Linked DNA regions of Homo sapiens: region 1 is linked to region 2. Evidence: read pairs that join two places in POLR2A ChIA-PET (ENCODE). Cell type or tissue: MCF 10A. All regions are shown on one strand. Links, peaks and the distances in the headings refer to the core of each region. The heading gives the core; the rest is flanking DNA. Region 1 has its middle 130 kb from the start of KLF5. Region 2 has its middle 24 kb from the start of KLF5.

Region 1 (10,530 bases), core at 1,730-9,729, 110 kb after region 2:
TCTTTGTAAAACAAGATAAAAGAGATGGATGTGGATTGGTAAAATAATATAAAGGCAGAAACGTCTATCAGAGAATGGTGTTATGGTCAGAAGAGAAGAGGAAGTCTTCATTAATTTATTCAAAAGATGAGCCTTGCAGAGTGAAGATTAGCCAGGTAAAGAAGAAGGAGAAGAGAATTCTAAGCCATGGGCTCCAAGGCATGGGACCCTGTGCCTTTGTCATGGTGCTCTTGCTGCCACTCATATCCAGGTCTCCCTTTGTCTTCCCATTTACTGAAGAGAACAGACATGAGAGCGGTGGTTGAGTACAGTGTCTATGGCCTGATGGAGCAACTGTGAGAACTTGGAGCACCGAGCATGAAGGCACATGAGGGGTCAGGTGAGGTGGGGGTCAGGGGTAGGGTCCAGATGTGGAGAATTTTTTTTTTTTTTTTTTTTTGGAGACAGAGTCTTGCTCTGTAACCCTCACTGGAGTGCAGTGGCGTGATCTTGACTCACTGCAACCTCTGTCTCCAGGGTTCAAGTGATTCTCCTGTCTCAGCCTCTGGAGTAGCTGGGATTACAGGCATGTGCTACCATGCCCAGCTAATTTTTTGTATTTTTAGTAGAGACAGGGTTTCTCCATGTTGTCCAGGCTGGTCTTGAACTCCTGACTTCAGGTGATCCTGCTGCCTCAGCCTCCCAAAGTGCTGGGATTACAGGCGTGAGCCACTGCACCCGGCAGATGTGGAGAGCTTTATGTACCGTTTCAAGTGGTGTAGACTCCTTCTACGGGCAAAAGGACATCTTTGCAGGGCTTAAGCAGCAAAGTAATATGAACAAATTTGTGTTTTAGAAGGGTCATTCTGATAACAGAGTGAAGAATGAATGGGAAGGAGGCATGACTTGAGATGGGAAGACAAATTAGTATTTAGCAGAGCAGAGTGAAGTGGGTAGCACTGAGCTGGAATCAGCAATTGGTGATAGATGGGATTGGGAGGTCAAGGATGGAAGTGATTTCGAGTAGAGGAGCCTGGGTAAAATAAGTTCCTTGAGCATTTTTGAACTTTACACTTGCTTTCATCCTCTTCATCCATGGCCATATGCTTCCTAAAGGGATGATAATAATTACGATTATTAGAAAAAAGTCTTTTTAATTCTTCCTTCTGAACTGAAGCAAATGTAGAGGTGTGGAGTTCAAAGTTAGAAGATCTCGATGACATGGGCAATTCAATTGCCTTGGAGCCTCAGCTTCCTCTTTGGTAAAAGGGAGATAATGCTGCCTACATCACTGGACTGTCATGACAGTTAATTGAAATAATGTATTAATGTATATAAAAGCTTTTATCAGTACCTGATATAAAGCGGGCATTTAGACCTCCATTCACTCAATGTATTGTGCAAGAGAGAAGTTTATTTGGACAACATAGTCTTTTAAAATATATGTATTTTGGTGTAGTGGCTCAATGCCTGTAATCCCAGCACTTCGGGAGGCTGAGGCGGGAGGATCACTTGAGGCCAGGAGTTGGAGACCAGCCTGGCCAACATGGCGAAACACCGTCTCTACCAAAAATACAAAAATTAGCCGGTATAGAGGCACACACCTGTAATGTGAGCTACTCACGAGGCTGAGGCATGAGAATCGCTTAAACCCAGGAGATAGAGGTTGCAGTGAGCCGAGATTGTGCCACCGCACTCCAGCCTGGGCAAGAGTGAGACTCTGTCTCAAAAAAAAAAATGTGTATATATATATATATATATATATATATATATATATATACACACACACACACACGTATATATATATACACACACGTATTTATATGTATTTACATATATATTTATATGTATTTTTAATATTAACATTGTATTACAAACCAGAATTTATTGAAGACTTACAATCTGCAAGGCACCATGAAGGATATATAAATGGAAGACATTGTTTCGGTTCTTAAGGTTTTTTGCAATCTGAGAGAGAGAGGATTTGTATGCGTGAAAAGTGTAAAATCAGTAAAATATTTAACCTTGTTTTATTTTAAATTTTAATTTTATTTTATTTTTATTTTGAGAGGAGTCTCGTTCTGTCACCCGGGCTGGAGTGTAGTGGCGCCATCCTAGCTCACTGCAACCTTTGCCTTCTAGGTTCAAGCAATTCTCCTGCCTCAGCCTCCTGAGTAGCTGGGATTACAGGCGACCACCACCATGCCTAGCTAATTTTTTTTTTTGTATTTTTAGCAGAGACAGGGTTTCACCATATTGGCCAGGCTGGTCTCGAACTCCTGATCTCAAGCAATCTGCCTGCCTTGGCCTCCCAAAGTGCTGGCATTATGGGCGTGAGCCACTGTGCGCCCCGACCTAACCTTGTTTTAGAGGTCAGGGGACAATAGAGAATATGAAACAGATAATAATGAGAGTTATCAGATGTGTTTACTTAGAGGCAGAAGATGTCACTTTACCCTAGAGTACTTACAGAAGGCTCTAGGGAGGAGGTTGAATTTGACCTAGATTTTAAAGATGATTTAGGGTTTATAATGTAGGTGTTGGCAATCTACTGCCCAGTACATTATCTGTTTTAATATGGCCTGTGAGCTAAGAATGGCCTTTAAATCATGGAGAAATTGTTTTAAGAGAATAATATTTTGTGACACATAAAAATTACATGAAATTCAAGTTTAGTGCCAATAAATAAAGTTTTATTGAAACACAGTCGCACCCATCCTTTTAGTATTGTCTGGGGTCAGATACATTTGAGATAAAATAGAGGAGAGCACTTGTAGCAGAGACCCTATGACCTGCAAAGGCTAAAGTGCTTACCATTTGGTCCTTTACAGAAAGCTTGCTGAACCCTGGAGAAGAGGATGCAGAGACATTCCAGGTGTGTAGAAAGCCAAGATTAAGAATGGCTCCATTGAAGGAAACAGAAAATGGTCACAAACAGAGAAGGAGTGTGTGGGACTTTCCTGGCAGCCATGGAGGGGAGAGAGAGTGTCTCAAGGGGTAAAGGGCGTCCGTAGTGCCAAGTGGTACCAAGAGAGAGCGCAGAAGTGCAACTGAGGAGAGAATCTGAGCTTTCGCCTTCAGCCATCACTCCTGAGTTTTGAATCCTGTGGCAGAAGGGGAGTGAGAGATGGGGAAGCAGAGGCAGCGTTTAAGAAATTGGGTGCAATCAGAAAGGTTTTAGTAGGGAAACACCCATGTTGTTTAAGTACAGTATGAAATGGAATAGACCTATGTATATTCATATGCAGAGGGAGAGTAAAGCAATTAGGGAGGTTTTGGAGAGGTTATGTAGAGGGTCGGGCACGGTGGCTCACACCTGTAAACCTAGCACTTTGGGAAGCTTAGATGGGAGGATCATTTGAGCCCAGGAGTTCAAGACCAGCCTGGACAACATAGGGGGATTCCTTCTCTACCAAAAATAATAATAAAAAAAAATATTAGCCGGGTGTTGTGGTACATGCCTGTGGTCTCAGCTGCTTGTGGGGCTGAGATGGGAGGATAGCCTGAACCCAGGAGGTCGAGGCTTCAGTGAGCTGTGATCACACCACTGCTCTCCAGCCTGCATGACAAAGTGAGACCCTGTCTCCAAAAAATATATATATATGTGTATATATATGTGTGTGTATATATATATATGTGTGTATATACACACGTGTATATACACACGTGTATATACACACGTGTATATATGTGTATATATGTATATATGTGTATATACATGTGTGTATACACATGTGTATACATGTGTGTATATACATGTGTATACGTGTGTATATACATGTGTATACATGTATATACATGTGTATGTGTGTGTATATACGTGTATGTGTGTGTATACACGTGTATGTGTGTGTATACACGTGTATGTGTGTGTATACATGTGTATGTGTGTGTATACATGTGTATATGTGTGTATACATGTGTGTGTATATATGTGTATATATATGTGTGTGTATATATATATATGTAGGCTATGTAGATATGTAGAGAAATGCTATTTAAAACAGTGAGGTTGGAGAAACATTGAAACAGCATTATTTTAGCAAGACTTCTCTCAACTGATTAGTTCTTGGCCTTGGAAAAGTTGCTTAACATCTTGGCTTGCTTTGCTTATCTATGAAGAGTGGATAATAATACACTCATCAGAGGATCATCGTGAGAAATAGTGAGATGATTCTGTTTGGGCAATGTCAAGAACATGAGATCTGCACTTAGTACATTGTCAACAAAGAAATAACTCTTTTTTTTTTCTTTTGAGACAGAGTTTTTGCTCTTGTAGCCCAGGCTGGAGTGCAATGGCGCGATCTCGGCTCACTGTAACCTCCACCTCCTGGGTTCAAGTCGTTCTCCTACCTCAGCCTCCCGAGTAGCTGAGATTACAGGTGCCCACCGCCATGCCAGGCTAATTTTTGTATTTTTAGTAGAGATGGGGTTTTGCCATGTTGGCCAGGCTGGTCTTGAACTCCTGACCTCAGGTGATCTGCCCACCTCGGCCTCCCAAAGTGCTAGGATTACAGGCATGAGCCACTGTGCCCGGCCAAGAAATAACTCTTAATGCTGTGATGTTTAAGTTTTTATATCAACATGGGTAGGCCATGGTACCCAGATTTGTGTCAAACAGGAGTCTGGATGTTGCTGTGAAGATTTTTTTAAAGATGTGATTAACATTTAAATGAGTGGACTTTGAGTAAGGCAGATTTCTCTCCGTGAGGTTGGGGGGCCTCATCCAATCAGTTGAAGACCTTAAGAGAAAAGACTGAGGTTCCCCTGGGGGAGAAGGGATTCTGCCTCTGGACAGCCTTTGGACTTAAACTACAACATCAGCTTTTCTCTGGGTCTCCAGCCTGCTGGGCTCCCCTCTAAATTTTCAGACTTGCCAGCCCTCAGAATTGTGTGAGCTAATTCCTTAAAATAAATCTCTCTCTCTCTCTCTCTCTCTCTCTCTCTCTCTCTCCTTCCATCCTATATATTGTTTTTTTTTTTTTTTTTTTTTTTGGAGAACAGTGACTAATTCAAATAACTTCTGAGTTAGACAGTAATCACTAACAATGAAAGTGTTACTATATTAAGGGACAATTGCTTTATACCCCAGAGACGGCACATACAATGCATTGATGTCACCGTGCTCACCATGTCCCATTTCTGAGCCTGTGGCAGACATTGTCAATTGATCACAGTATTCTGTATTGCTAAAACTAGATGTGACCTCAGAATTTTTTAAATACAGGGTTCTAGAAATGACTAACAAGTGATTAGAGTTGGCACTTAACTTGAAATAGATTTAATTCCGACCTAATCCATATTTAGGTATCTACAGCACTTTGCATAAAATTCTTCCTGGAACTTTGCAATTGTGATTAATAGATCTGAACTTGAAATTTAGAAGTTAAAATTTCAATTTCTTATGTACAAGTCTAGAAGCCACTAAAGTCCTTCATCTTATGTAGTAAGGACCATGTCATATTTGCCTTTTAGATAAGTTTTAAAAAATATATATCTTTTAAAGGTATCAGTGACTTTGAAATTCCAAAATAGAGTTAGAATAAAAAAACCCTGAAATTATACTTTTTTATTTCCTCCAAAACTAAGGGAACGTTCATATATAATTTATAAAGACTTCATTTTAATCCTTGGTTAAAGTGTTTGATCAAATATTCTTCTCACTTGAATATGTGTAACATTTATTGAAATCAAATAAGTGCACATAGCAGAGGGTTAAATTTTACATTCTCTTTTTTTTGTTTTATTTTTTACTTTAACTTTTTTAGCATTTCAAATGTTTTTATTATGAAAAATTTAAATATATACAAAATATGAGAAATTATATAATTCATCCCCAGATATGCATCACCCAGCTTCCATAATTATAAACTCTGTCCAATTATTTTATCTATACTACCATGCTGTTTTTCTTCCTTTCTCCTGGATTAGTTTGAAGAAAACACCAGACATTATATCACTTATAAGTATTTTGAATATATCTCTAAAAGATAACTTATTTAAAAATATAATCCCAATTATGACACACAGAGTACTAACAAAAATTCCGTAATTTTTTTTTTTATTATACTTTAAGTTTTAGGGTACATGTGCACAATGAATTTTACATTCTCTAAGCTCTTGATAAGAGATTTACTCACAAAGCAAGTAGGAATTCCTTGGCTTTTCAAATTTTGGGGGGTCTGTTATGGAAAATTTTTGTACTGTGTATGAAGAAAATATATGCTACCTTGGAGTGTGGTGGTAATATCATGTTTCTATGCTATCATTTTTTTCCAAGTATTTAAGTATTTTAAGATGTTATCTCTTTAGTTTTCATAGCATGCTAGGAAGGAGGAAGGACATGTTGTTCTCACCTAGCAGTAAAATTAGGTAAGCAGTTACTCAGTCTCTTGCATAAGCCACTGATCGAGCTGGGGATGTGATACCAAACAGTCTTCTGCTCAGTCGTCCATTGTGACCCTGCAGCATCTCCCATCAACCCATTCATCCCATTTTCTTTTTCTTAGTTAATAACTACACAGTTGATTCTTGCTTATCTGCTCTGAGGGAAAGGGGAAGAACAGGGCATAATCTCAAATGGTAGATGATACAAAAATAATTTGGATTTGGCGTGGGATATGTTTTTGTACTTGCACTGGAACCTGGGTGTGTCTGGTGTTCCAGAAATTTATAGCATTCCAAATCAACTGAAGAAACTGTGCAAGGAGAACCCATGGTGGGGGTCTTCGCAAATGCACCTCGTTTGTCTCCATTGTTTCCTAGCCCATCTCCTGCCTTCCTCAAGCTCTTCCCTGCTGAGATCAGGCAGCGCGATCTCTCATGTCAATGTGTCGAAACAGCCTAAGGAAAGCTGTTTTTTCTTTCTCTCTAAATCCTATTATGAGGCATTCATCTTCTCCTTCTCCTGGGAATGAGAGAAACCGGTATCTTGCATTAGAAATTGTTAATCATTTCTTAAAGTTTGTTTTTTTAAATGCAAAGGTACTGATACGATAATGTACTAAGAAAAGTTAAAACAAGATTTTTTTTGAATATGTAATAATAGGAACAATGTAAGAAAGACACTGCAAGTCTTTGATATTGTGTGGGTATCAGATAATGACAAGTGAATGAGAAACTTCATAAGAAAGTGAAAGTATCTCTTTACATTTTGTGGTGAATGGGAAGAAGTTCTAGAGTTCTTTTGCAGCATTTGCTTGTTTATCCAAAGAAACAAACACTAGTATTACCAAGGTTCTGATTTTGTGTATCCTCACTTTCATCCTGAATTGTTAAGACTCTTGGTTGTGGTGATAGAAGCCCACCTTAGCTTAAACAACAAAAGGAAATGCACTGACAAATGGAACCAGATTAAAATGTCTCACTGGCTTTAGTGACAACTGGAACTGAGAACCTGAATGATGTCTGGCCTCTCTATTTGTCTGTCTCGTCTCTGCCTCCTTCTGAAGCCAGCTCCATTCTCTTCCATGGCAGCCTGACTCTCTCCCTCGTGGAGGAGGTGAGGGAGAGGATGACATGTCTGGCAGGCAGCCCTTGATTTAGTGACTCGAGAAATAAGAGATTCTTCTTCTTTTGGCAGCCCGGCAGAGACATTTTGGGAAGATTCCCAGTAGTTCTTTTTGGTTCATGCGTCCACCCCTGAACCAATTGCTGTGTCCAGGAAGAGATGAGACTCCAAGATGAGTCCCATAAAACCCTGTTGTGAAGTTGGTGGTGCCTGTTCACAGAAGGAAAAGCGGAGAAAGAGTGGCAGATGGGCAAAACTAATAGCTATTATGCCTCCATTCATGTTGATTTTCAAATATAGGATTCATCTTACAATAAGCTTATTACTTTTTTCAGAAAAAAGCAAAAATCTGCAACACCAAAAAATATCTAGTATTCACGACACAGCGAGACTCCGTCTCAAAAAAAAAAAAAATCTAGTATTCACAGAATAATCTTAACGTTCTTGTTCAGAATTCTTGGAGGCCATCTCATTGCTGTCCCTGGTAAGATTTTGGAATCTTTAAAGGGCTAATTTACTGGTTTCACCAGGTCACAAAGTACCCAGGCATCAGTTACATAACTTGTATGACAGGGAACAGTCTTGACTTGGGTATTTCCAAATAAGCCAAGTTTTACACACAAAATGAAGTATATTTAGTGGATTGATGATTGAATAGGGAAGTACTACTGAGAAATCATCACCTAGGGGAACCTCATCTTTTCAATGTGTGGGATAAAGATTCCCAGAGGGTATAGGATTGATATTGTTGATGAAAGGATGAGAGAGAGGAAGGCTGTGAGTTACAACAAAATTCCAGGGAAGTTAGAACAACTTTAAAAAGACTTAAAAATAGAAGAAATGAGCTTCATGCAGTGACAGTATTGTAGCCAATGAGGTTTATCCAGGAGTAATTATTGCTAATTGAAAACTTTTCCCAATACCTGGCCGTGACAACTTGCAATATAGTTGGCATTGGCAATTTTTGACAGTCTCTATGGAGACTGAATATTTCAGTATTAAAAAAAACAGAGGAAATGAAAGTGCCCTCTATTGGCAGGTTTAACTGCTTTATACTCTCTTCCACTATTCTGTTGGATGAGGACCCATGAAGATTAAAGAAAATAAAGAAGCTACATTTTATTTGCACATGTGAGTAGCTTAAGTTGCAATGTTGCTGATATCAGATTGACATTATTGAGAAATATAATTCTGGCTATGGTTTTGAAAATGGGTAGGGGAACAGTGGGATAAGGCAGGGAGATTTTTTTCCCCTTTATTGATATATAATAATGTACATATCTATGGGATACATATGAGTGTTTGTTACATGCATAGACTATGTAATGATTAAGTAAGGGTATTTGGAGTATCTGTCATCACCTGAGAGTTTTCAGGGTATTTGGGGCATCTATCACCTGAGTGTTTATCATTTTTGTGTTGGTATCATTTTGAGTCCTCTCTTCTGGTTTCTTTGACATATACATAATATTGTTGCTAAGTATAGTTACCCTAGGTTGCTATCAAACATTAGAACTTAGTTTTCTATCTAACCCTATGTGTGTACCCATAACCAACCTTTCTTCATTCCTGCCTCCTTCTCACTCTCCGGTGTCTATCATTTTATTCTCTATGTTCATGGGATCAAGTTTTTAGCTCTTATATATAAGTGAGAGCATGTAGTGTTTGTCCTTCCACCCTGGCTTATGTTACTTAACATGATGGCCTCTAGTTCCATCCATGTTGCTGTAGATGACATGTTGTCATTCTTTTTTGTGGTCAAATAGTATTCCATAGCGTATATGTACCATATTTTCTTTATCCACTCATCCATTGATGGACATGTAGGTTGATTCCATATCTTTTCTATCATGAATAGTGCTGTGATAAACATGTAACATGTGTGTTTAGGTATCCCTTTGATAAACTGATTTCCTTTCCTTTGAGTAGATACCCAGTAGTGGAAACGTTGGATTTTATGGTCGTTATATTTTTAGTTTTTTGAGAAATTCCCATACTGTTTTCCACAGTGATTGTATTAACTTACATTCTGATCAACAGTGTGTAAGAGTTCCCTTTTCTCAGTATCCTCACCATCATCTGTTTTTTTTTGTTGTTGTTGTCTTTTTAATAATAGTGAATGGCAGGGAGATGTCTTAGGAGTCCTGTGATAATTCACACAAGAACTGACAGTGGCCTTGATGAGGGAAATAGCAAAAAGTTGGAAAGAAGTGGGTGGACTTGAGAAATAATAGAGAAATATTATAACCTGGTGATATATTAGAGATGGGGCTGTGGGAAGGGAAGAGTGACGAGGCAACATCTTCCATTTTAGTTTCTGGTTTGGGCAACTGGAAGAATAAAGGTACCACTTACTGAGATAGAGAAACGAGAGGAAGAATAGGTTTGGATGAACGGAGATTCTGAGCTTAGTTTTGGACATATTGATTGGAGTTTATAGTTACGTTTATGAATACATCTAAGAGCTGTCTCAAATTAGTCAATACACAGATCCAATTGATTCTTTCCTTGTTTTTTTATTTTTTAGTATCTTTTATTTTTTTAGAGACAGGGTCTTGCTCTGTTGCCCAGGCTAGGGTACAGTGGTGCCATCACAGTTCACTGCAGCCTTGAACTCCTGGGCTCAAGTGATCCTCTTGCCTCAGACTCCTGAGTAGCTAGGACTATAGGCACATGCCACCATGCCTTGCTAATTTTTAATTTTTTTTAAATTTTTTGTAGAGACGGGATCTCACTGTGTTGCCCAGGCTGGTCTCAAACTCCTGGCTTCAAGAAATCCTCCCGTCTTGTCCTTCTGAAGAATTGGAATTATTATAGGCAGGAGCCACCATGCCTGGCTTCTTTTCTTGTTTTTTCTTTTTTTCCATTTTTTTCTTTTCTATTTTTTTCTACTACCACCAACCATAATTGTGTTAAAAGATACATTTAGTCATATTAAAATTTTAATGAATTTAAGCATTCAGCAATTCATGAATTGAGCATCATCAGACCTCAAGTGGTTCAGCACTCCATGAGGTGTGGGAAGTGTGTGAGAGAGGAAA
Region 2 (10,530 bases), core at 1,245-9,244:
GGCTGGAGTGCAGTGGCGCAATATCGGCTCACTGCAACCTCTGCCTCCCAGGTTCAAGTGATTATCCTGTCTCAGCATCCCGAGTGGTTGAGATTACGGGCGCACGTCACCACGCCTGGCTAATTTTTGTATTTTTAGTAGAGGTGGGCTTTCACCATATTGGCCAGGCTGGTCTTGTGAACTGACCTCGTGATCCACCCACCTCAGCCTCCCAAAGTGCTAGGATTACAGGCGTGAGCCACTGCGCCCAGCTGGGGGATTTATTTTTTAAATTAGCATAAAGGGAGTCATAATTCACGAATACTTATCTGGCCACGTAATGCACGAGACCTTAAGCATCCTTAGTTGAAAACACCATAGAGAGTTAACTTGCATGTGCTAGTCTGGAGGCTGTGTCATCAGAGGCAAACAAGAAGAATTGGTGTAACACTTAAAAAAATCATTAGGATTTGGTTTTATTCCGCAGCAACAAGTACACCTAGAACCTACATCTTGTGTTTTTTTTTTTTTTGACACTATCACACAGGCTGGAGTGCAGTGGCGTAATCGTGGCTCACAGCAACCTCTGCCTTGGGTTCAAGGGATTGTCCTGCTTCAGCCTTCTGAGTAGCTGGGATTACAGGCACGTGCCACCATGCCCGGCTAATTTTTGTGTTTTTTGTAGTGATGGGATTTCACCATGTTGGCCAGGCTGGTCTCAAACTCCTGGCTTCAAGTGATCCACCAGCCTTGGTCTCCCAAAGCACTGGGATTACAGGCGTGAGCCACTGCGCCAGGCCTAGGTTTTGTTTTTATTTGTTTATTATTATTATTTTTAATTATGCTTTAAGTTCTGGGGTACATGTGCAGAATGTGCAGGTTTGTTACATAGGTATACACGTGCTGTGGTGGTTTGCTGCACCCATCAACCCGTCATCTACATTAGGTATTTCTTCTAATGCTACCCGTCCTCTAGCCCCCAACCCCATGACAGGCCCCAGTGTGTGATGTTCCCCTCCCTATCTCCATGTGTTCTCATTGTTCAATTCCCACTTACGAGTGAGAACATGCGGTGTTTGGTTTTCTGTTCTTGTGTTAGTTTGCTGAGAATGACGGTTTCCTAGATCTTGGTTTCTAATACCATTGTCCAATTTTTAAAAAATGAGCTCCTTAGAGAAACAGCTGATTCTAAGATTGGAGTGGGAAACATGCAAGTCCGGAGCATCCTGTAGTGTGAGAAAGTGGTATATCAGAAGGAATATAGGAAGCGATGAAAAAACCCGGCCGGGCGCGGTGGCTCATGCCTGTAATCCCAGCACTTTGGGAGGCTGAGGCGGGCAGATCACCTGAGGTCAGGAGTTCAAGACTAGCCTGGCCAACATGGTGAAACCCCGTCTCTACTAAAAATACAAAAAGTAGCCGGGCGTGGTGGCAGGTGTCTGTAATCCCAGCTACTCGGGAGGCTGAGGCAGGAGAATCGCTTGAACCCAGGAGGCAGAGGTTGCAGTGAGCCAAGATTGTGCCATTGCACTCCAGCCTGGGGGACAAGAGTGAGACTTCCTGTCAAAAAAAAAAAAAGAACCCTACAATAATCGGGGTATGTCAGCAACAAAGTAAAGCAGGATTGCATTATAATACAGTATAAACTATCCCTTTGTCTGTACTGATATAAATGGTTGCATAAACAGAAGAGAGAGATCTGTGCCGAATGACTCCAAGTAAGTTTTTTAGATACCTCACCCTCAAAGAGTGGAAGAAAACTGTCTACTCTTCAGTGTGGGCTACATATAGTGACTTCCTTCCAAAGATTACCTTGTGGAAAGGAGGAGAGGAGGAAGAGTAGCTTTACAGTGGGTAAGTCTGCCCTCACCACCTCAACCAGTTGATCAAGGTCCACCTCAGCAGTGATAAGTCACGCTGATAGTGTGTACCCTTGATATGATGTGATGAAAATGGAACTTTGCTTCTCCTTCTGAAAACATGTACCCCAGCGTGATCATGAGAAACACATCAGACAAACTGCAATTGAGGGATATTCTACAAAATACCTGATAAGTATTCCTCAAACTATCAGGCCATCAAACACAAAGTCTGACAGATTGTCAAAGTCAAGAGACATGACGATACAATGTCATGTGGCATGTGGATGGGATTCTAGCACAGAAGGAGGGCACTGGGGGAGAATGGAGGAAATTTGAATAAAGTATAGAATTTCACTAATGTATCTTTTTTTTTTTTTTTTTTGAGATGGAGTCTCGCTCTGTAGCCCAGGCTGGAATGCAGTGGCGTGATCTTGGCTCACTGCAACCTCTGCCTCCTGGGTTCAAGTGATACTTTCACCTCAGCACCTCCCTGCCTGCCCGTCGAAGTAGCTGGGATTACAAGTGTGTGCCACCCGGCTAATTTTTGTATTTATTTATTTTTTTTTTGAGATGGAGTCTCGCTCTGTCGCCCAGGCTGGAGTGCAGTGGCGCGATCTTGGCTCACTGCAAGCTCCGCCTCCTGGGTTCACGCCATTCTCCTGCCTCAGCCTCCCGAGTAGCTGGAACTACAGGTGCCCGCCACCACAGCTAGCTAATTTTTGTATTTTTAGTAGAGACGGGGTTTCACCGTGTTAGCCAGGATGGTCTCGATCTCATGACCTCATGATCTGCCCGCCTCAGCCTCCCAAAGTACTGGGATTACAGGAGTGAGCTACTGCGCCCGGCAAGTTTTGTATTTTTTGTAGAGACAGGGTTTTATACCATGTTGGCCAGGCTGGTCTCAAACTCCTGACCTCAAGTGATCTACCCACCTTCCCCTCCTAAAATCCTGGGATTATAGGTGTGAGCCACCATGCCCTTTTCGGCTGTAATGTGTCCATATTAATTCATTGATTGTGACAAATGTATCATACTAATGTAAGCTGTTAATATCATACTAATGTAAGCTGTTTCCCCCTGGGAAACTGGGAATGGGGTTAGAGGAATTCTATTATCTGCAATACTTCAGTAAATCTACAACTACTAAAAGAAAAGCGTTAGTTTAAAAAAAGTGAAGAAAAGCCAGGCATGGTGGCTCATGCCTGTATTCCCAGCACTTTGGGAGGCTGAGGCAAGTGGATTACCTGAGGTCGGAGTTCGAGACCAGCCTGGCCAACATGACAAAACCCTATCTCTACTAAAAATACAAAAATTAGCTGGGCATGGTGGCATGCACCTGTAATCCCAGCTACTTGGGAGGCTGAGGCAGGAGAATCACTTGAACCTGGGAGGTGGAGGTTGCAGTGAGCCGAGATCGCACCACTGCACTCCAAAAAAGTGAAGAAAAATCAGTATCACTATTACATATTCCCACAATAAATGGTATGGGGGAGGGATCCCCAATGTTCTCAGATCTGAAGTAAAAAACTGCAGTTATGTATTTTGGCAACATGTTTATTTAGCCTCATTATTTGACTCCTCACTCTTCCTAATCATTGGAGTAATATCTAGCTCAAGAATATTACACACTTCATTCCTTTGCCACAGCTTTTTCCCTCCCTCCCTCCCTCCCTTCCTCGCTTTCTTCCTTCCTTCCTTCCCTCTTTCCTCCCTTTGTCTTTTCTTTCTTTTCTTCTCTTTTATTTCTTTTTCTTTTTGAGACAGGGTCTTGCTCTGTCACCCAGGCTGGAGTGCATGGCATGACCGTGGCTCACTCCAGCCTTGACCTCCCAGGTTCAAGCAATCCGGCCATCTAAGTCTCCCAAGTACCTGGGACTACAGGTGTGAGTCATCATGCCTGGCTAATTTTGTGTGTGTCTGAAGACGGGAGCCTCCCTGTGTTGCCCAGGCTGGTCTTGAACTCCTGGGATCAAGGGATCCCTCCACCTTGACTTCCCAACTTGTGATTACAGGCGTGAGCTACTGTGTCCACCCCTGCCCTGAAACTTCTTAGATTCTTTTTGTGATTCAGCTCTAATTGATTGATAAGGAGATGTCAAAAAATTACCTCCTATTTCTGTGTGAATTGACTTAAGCCACTGCAGCAATTGAATACATCTAATGTTTGCCAAATTTCCTCTTCATGTTGCACTGTTGATACAGTGTTGGTGTTGGATTTTTGATAAGGTATGTGAACATGAAACTGTGATTATAATGCAAGCAAACATGTAATACCTTGTGTATTTTTAAACAGTATTAGTGAGTTTTCAAGGGAAAATGATTTTCAAAAGGCAACTATGCCTAACCAACTTTTCAAAGTTGCAAATAATTTAATTGCTTATCATTGTTATGCTCATTTAATGACTATCTGGGTTCAAACATATTCTGACTGTTTATCTGTAAACGAGCTACAGCAATTAGACAAAAATTGAGCAATATACCAGGTTCCAAGTGCAATTATGTGACTTGATTTCAAATAAGTAATGTTTTGGGGTTAACTATCTTCAGTTAATTTTTATTCTCCCCACTACTAAGTTATCTTGTTCTACTTCATGTTGTCATTTCATTCTTATATTGCAGCTCACATTAAGCATGTCACTTCATGGCATCCAATTAGAGAATCCTTAGATAAACATGACCTGGCCTGCCTACATAAAAATATTTTTAAAAATCTAGCTAAATTCCTTTTCCTATCTGTAATTAAGCCCACCAGAACTTTTTGGATTAACTCGTGGGCTGTAATGTAACAAAGAAGGGCTTTATTCTCTATTACTAAATCTGGTCCCTACTTTGAAGTTAACCAAATTCCATCTTTGGTTAGATTCTTGACTACAGTGTGAAACTAATCAATGGGAGACTTTTTTAAAAATTACTCATACTGAAGTTATAGGTGACAAAACCTGGAAATTTGTAACTGTTTTAACAGTGACTATTAAGACAAAAAATATGGTGGCTCATGCCTGTAATCCCAGCACTTTGGGAAGTCAAGGCAGGAGGACTGCTTGGGCCCAGGAGACCCTGTCTCTATAAAAACTAAAAAAATTAGGTTGGTGCGTGCCTCGTGCTTGTTGACTCAGCTACCTGGAGACTGAGTGGGAGGATCGTTTGAGCCCAGGAGGCTGAGATTGCAGGGAGCTGTATTCACACCACTGCACTCCAGCCTGAGCAACAGAATGAGACCTCGTCTCAAAAAAATAAAAAGAAGAAAAGCACAATAAATCCCATAAAAGCTATATACGATTGGAAGAGTTTGTTACATGAAAACTCAGAAGTTTCATTTTTGTTTGTAAATCAGCAATCTTTATTCCATCTGACCCTCTCAGTGCATGTCACCCCATGAAGGCATTTGGTGTCATATAAATGGTAATATTCTTAAATATGAAGGTTAAAGCTTAATGCTATTTGGTACCCAAAGACATTTGAATGACTATATATACATATATATATATGTATATATGTATATGTATATATCCACTCACATAATCTTGCCAATTGGAACTTGGCGTACTGCCCAATTTTTGTCTAATCGCTATAGTTTGTTTACAAAGAAACAGTAGGAGTAGATAGATATTGAATAGAAACTCGCATAGACTTCTAGGTAAAGATCTAGCCTTCAGAACTATTCAACAGCTTCTTTGATGAAGGAAACAACCCCCAAATCACTTCGTTTCAACCAGCAAGATCTTGCCCAGGACAAAATTGGATGAATAAAGATGACAGTGTCCAAACTCCTGAGTACTGTCCCAGGAACCTCCAAAGACATGCCATGGAGTCAAGTGGTGGCACCTCTTCCTATCTAAAGTTTCAAGAGATCTTCACCTATTTTAAGCATCTAATGCAGTATTTCTCTCAGATGAATTCCTCGGACACACCTGTAGGAAAAGGGCCCTATGGTTAAACAAGGACCTGCCAAATCTAGAAGATTCACAACACATGCTGGAATAATAAAGTCTCTGAGGTGTTCTGCAATAAATAAATTTAAACAAAAAAAAAACCAAAAGACTGTTAACAGTTTGTCTAAGTTGTTCATTCCTTAGTTCCCCACTTCTCTTCGAACCCCAACAAAAACACACTTTGGATAGGGAATAATCAGTCCCCACCCAGTGGAAAAGTGAGGATTTATAGGCTTATTTTCTGGAGAGGGGAAAGATACAGTATTTCTAAACAGAGTAAACAAGCCCCAGTTTCTAGTACGGTGGCTCATGCCTGTAATTCCAGCACTTTGGGAGGCCAAGTCAGGAGGATCACATGAGGCCAGGTGTTCAAGACCAGCCTGGCCAACATGATGAAACCCCGTCTCTACTAAAAATACAAAAATTAGCCAGGCGTGGTGGCAGGCGCCTGCGGTCCCAGCTATTCAGGAGGCTGAGGCAGGAGAAATCGCTTGAACCTGGGAGGTGTGGAGGTTGCAGCGAGCCGAGATTGCGCCACTGCACTCCAGCCTAGGCAACAGAGTGAGACTCCGCCTCCAAAAAAAAAAAAAAAAAAACAAGCCCCAGTTGAGGGCAGGAATGCCAAACAGAAAATTAGGAGGATTAAATGAATGTATGCATATTGGAGGCTAAGCTTTTTTATGCAAAAGAATGTTTTATGTACTCATTAACATAGTAATTAATGTAAATTACATTCTGATAATGTAAAATACAGTGTATTTGTTAGGCCTCAAAAAAGAAACTATAGCATTAGTGCAATTTAAGATAACTGGTAAGGCTCTTTAAATTGTTTAGGAGGCTGAGATTTTTTCTCTTCTTCCCTTGGTTCCCAGAGTGCTGGAGACCAAGTCTTTATCAAGGTAGGAGGCTGAAAGAGTCTTTGGAATGGACCAGTCCAAGAGAAATAACTAAATATATGGAAAATCCCAAGTTCTCCAATAAAATGGCCCAGCCAGATCATTCACAGAGAAACCCACAGATGACTAGACCCACACATGTGTCCAGCGCTTCCAATCAACTCTTTGGTCCTTCACTATTAAATATTAACAGATGGCAGGCCACAGTGGCTCACACCTGTAATCCCAGAACTTTGGGAGGCTGAGGTGGGTGGATCACCTGAGGTCAGGAGTTCGAGACCAGCCTGGCCAACATGGTGAAACCTTGTCTCTACTAAAAATACAAAAATTAGCTGGGCGTGGTGGTGGGCGCATGTAATCCCAGGTACTCCGGAGGCTGAGGCAGGAGAATCGCTTGAACCTGGGAGGCAGAGGTTGCAGTGAGCCGAGATCGTGCCATTGCACTCCAGCTTGGGCAACAAGAGTGAAACTCCATCTCACAAATAAATAAATAAATAAAAATAAAAATAAATATTAACAGACAACTAAGAAATAACAGATATCTGAACAAAACATTTAACATGAAAGATAGAGATAAAACAGAGGGCTGGGTGCGGTGGCTCACGCCTATAATCCCAGCACTTTGGGAGGCCGAGGCGGGCAGATCACAAGGTCAGGAGTTTGAGACCAGCCTGACCAACATGGTGAAACCTTGTCTCTAGTAAAAATACAAAAATTAGCCAGCTGTGGTGGCGGGCGCCTGTAATCCCAGCTACTCGGGGGTCTGAGGCAGAAGAATCGCTTCAACTCAGGAGGTGGAGGTGGGCCAAGATCTCACCACTGCCCTCCAGCCTGGGTGACAGAGTGAGACTCTGTCTCAAAAAAAAAAAAAAAAAGATTAAAAAAAAAAAAAGAAAAGAAAAAAGAAATAAAAGCACGGGAAAGAATCATTTGTCTCTGTGTTTCTGTATTTTCCACACTGGACTTGGCACACAGTAAATGTTCAGTAAGTACATGTTGACTAAATAAAGGGATCTGTAAAAACAGCTCATAATCTTAGGTACCTCAGCAAATTAGGGTCATCTGAGTGAAAAAATGTAAACACTGTTCATGAATTCTCACCAGAAGCTATTGAAAATCTATTGTTCTGTGTTGCAGTTGGAAATGCCTTAAAATCAATATGAGAGCATTTTAAAGTTTGGATATAAATAAATTGAAAAATGTTTTTGACAATACTGCTTTGCTGAATAATGGTTACACTAGGATCTATATAATAGGATTCAAGGCCACCTCTGAAATCTTCTGGACCTAAATGAACACACCTTGCTAAGTACATCAGTTTCTTATGTGCGTGAAAGGAATGAAGACTTAAAAAAGAAATAAAGTGATTTTTTTCCTCTTTGACCCTAAAATGAGCAAAGTTAATCATATATTTTGTGTGTTTACATAGAATATTTTATCTAAGAAGTCACAACTCTGAAACAAAATGGAATGATTAATTGGCCCTCATATCATTGTGTATTAGATTAGTATCTTATCCCTGTGTCTACCTGAGGAGACATCTACGTGAAAGCACTAAATGAAAAAAGATGGTAAGTACAGCAAATTTTCTTTTTCTTTTCTTTTTTTTTTTTGAGACAGAGTCTCACTCTGTTACCAAAATGGAGTGCAGTGGCATGATCTCGGCTCACTGCAACCTCTGACTCCCGGGTTCCAGTGATTCTCCTGCCTCAGCCTCCCAAGTAGCTGGGACTACAGGTGCCCACCACCACACCCAGTTAATTTTTTGTATTTTTAGTAGAGATGGGGCTTCACCATGTTGGCCAGGATGGTCTCCATCTCTTGACCTCATAATCAGCCTGCCTCGGCCTCCCAAAGTGTTGGGATTACAGGTGTGAGCCACCATGCCTGCCCAGTTTCTGTGTGGATATAGAAACTGTGTGGTCAAGGATATAGAGCTTTACTTTTTTTTGAGACAGAGTCTCACTCTTGCCGTCCAGGCTGGAGTGCAATAGCGTGATCTTGGTTCACTGCAAACTTCACCTCCAGGGTTCAAGTGATTCTCCTGCCTTAGGCTTCCGAGTAGCTGGGATTACAGGTGCACGCCACCATGCCCAGCTAATTTTTGTATTTTTAGTAGAGACGGAGTTTCACCGTGTTGGCCAGGCTGCTCTCAAACTCCCAATCTCAGGTGATCCGCCTGCCTCGGCCTCCCAAAGTGCTAGGATTACAGGCATGAGCCACCCCATCTGGACAGAATTTCTTTATTTCTCCAGAGAAAAGGGTTTTCCTTCCCCATCTCTTAAAAATGACACAAAACCAGAAACAAAAAAACTAAAACAAGCGCAATAATTCCCCCCCAAACACAAAAGGCTTTGGGAGTGTACATTTTGTTGAAAATGTCACTGATTCCTCTTTGACTATTAATTTTTCTTGGGTTCCGGATTCACCTGGACTTACATGACTTCAAGTGAATTGTGGAGCTTTTGTTCACCTGTGGGTAAAAACCCAGGTGATAGAGCCAGAGTGAGTGATGGGGCTCCTTTTTCTGCCTCACCTTATGCAGGGCTTGTAAGAGGTGGCGGAGAAGCAAAGCTTTTATAGAACTGCAGTACCAAATTACACTTGTCATCACTGTAATAGGAGCTTGCGAAGATAGTTATCTTCCCAGCCTGTTTCTCCAGAACATTTCATACATTTTACACGAACATAAATAAGAATTTTAATTGAGTACTTTTATAATTGTAGCATTCTATACTCCAGATGTCTTGAATGCTGTCTTGGTTGTCATAAAAATGTCCACCAAATGAGTAGATTGTTATAAAAATGGGAAGGGCCAATAGACCATCAAAGACTCTCCCCGTAAGGCTTACCTATCAGAATGTGAGGTATTTCTTTGTTGAAAGATGTGTTTAGTTTCCTGCCTTGAAAACGTGATTGTTATGACATTACTGACAATGCAAATGTTTTGACCAAAAGCGAAACAAATGAAGAGATTTTATGTTTTGTTTTGTTTTTCTTTTTTCAACTACGTATAATCCTGGAATGGCATCAGATAAACAAGGTCTAAAAGACTGAAAATTAAAAATAATAAAAGCAGAGCCAGTTACTTGGGGGTAATAAGAAGGAACTAAATATTGTGATAGATAGATACAAAGTACTTAGATCTTCCAGGCATTTTACTAAGAATATTTTCCTTTAAGAAAATTAGAGATATTTTATGAATGTTACTTTTTTGAGCTAATTTATTTAAACTTTTTATGAGTGTTTAAAGAAAAAATGATAACATTGTCTGTGGGGGTTCTAATAGATGTAATACATTTGACAACCATAGCAAAAAAGCAGAGAGATGGTGAATGGACTTGTATGTTTCGAAGGTTTCCAGATTTTACATGAAGTAGTTCGGTATTAACTTTACATTGTGAAAAGTTAAATAAAAGGTAAACTTTCTGTAAAGTTATAGGCTGGATGCAGTGGCTCACACCTGTAATCCCAGCACTTTGGGAGGTCAAGGCAGGAGGGTTGCTTGAGTCCAGGAGTCCGAGACCAGCCTGGGCAACATAGACCTCATTTCTACAAAAAATAAGAAAATTAGCTGGGCATGGTGGCATGAGCCTGTAGTCCCAGCTACTCAGGATGCTGGGGTGGCAGGATCCATTGAGCCCAGAGGTGGAGGTTGCAGTGAGACGTGACCACACCACTACACTCCAGCTTGGGTGACAGAGTGACTTTGTCTTAAAAAAATATATATTTAAAAAAATATATATATACACATATATATACACATATATATACACATATATATACATATATATACACATATATATACACATATATATACACATATATATACACATATATATACATATATATATACACATA

The links. ChIA-PET counts read pairs that join two places held together with the same protein. Peaks named below come from ENCODE experiments on the same cell type or tissue, not always from the same donor. Only the 100,000 strongest peaks of a DNase experiment are listed, where the experiment ranks them.
Region 1: POLR2A ChIA-PET joins it to region 2 with 10 read pairs; 5 of 35 experiments call an interaction of 5 or more read pairs at or near these places.

Annotation. Positions count from the first base shown.
Region 1 is chr13:73,183,196-73,193,725 of GRCh38, forward strand. It overlaps the pseudogene RNU4-10P. Among named protein-coding and RNA genes, the nearest start is that of KLF5, 130 kb to the left of the region's middle. In MCF 10A, for the core only: no CTCF peak of the experiment used is centred there; a DNase peak (open chromatin) is centred at 6,376.
Region 2 is chr13:73,077,696-73,088,225 of GRCh38, forward strand. No RefSeq gene overlaps it. Among named protein-coding and RNA genes, the nearest start is that of KLF5, 24 kb to the left of the region's middle. In MCF 10A, for the core only: no CTCF peak of the experiment used is centred there; DNase peaks (open chromatin) are centred at 3,737 and 4,976.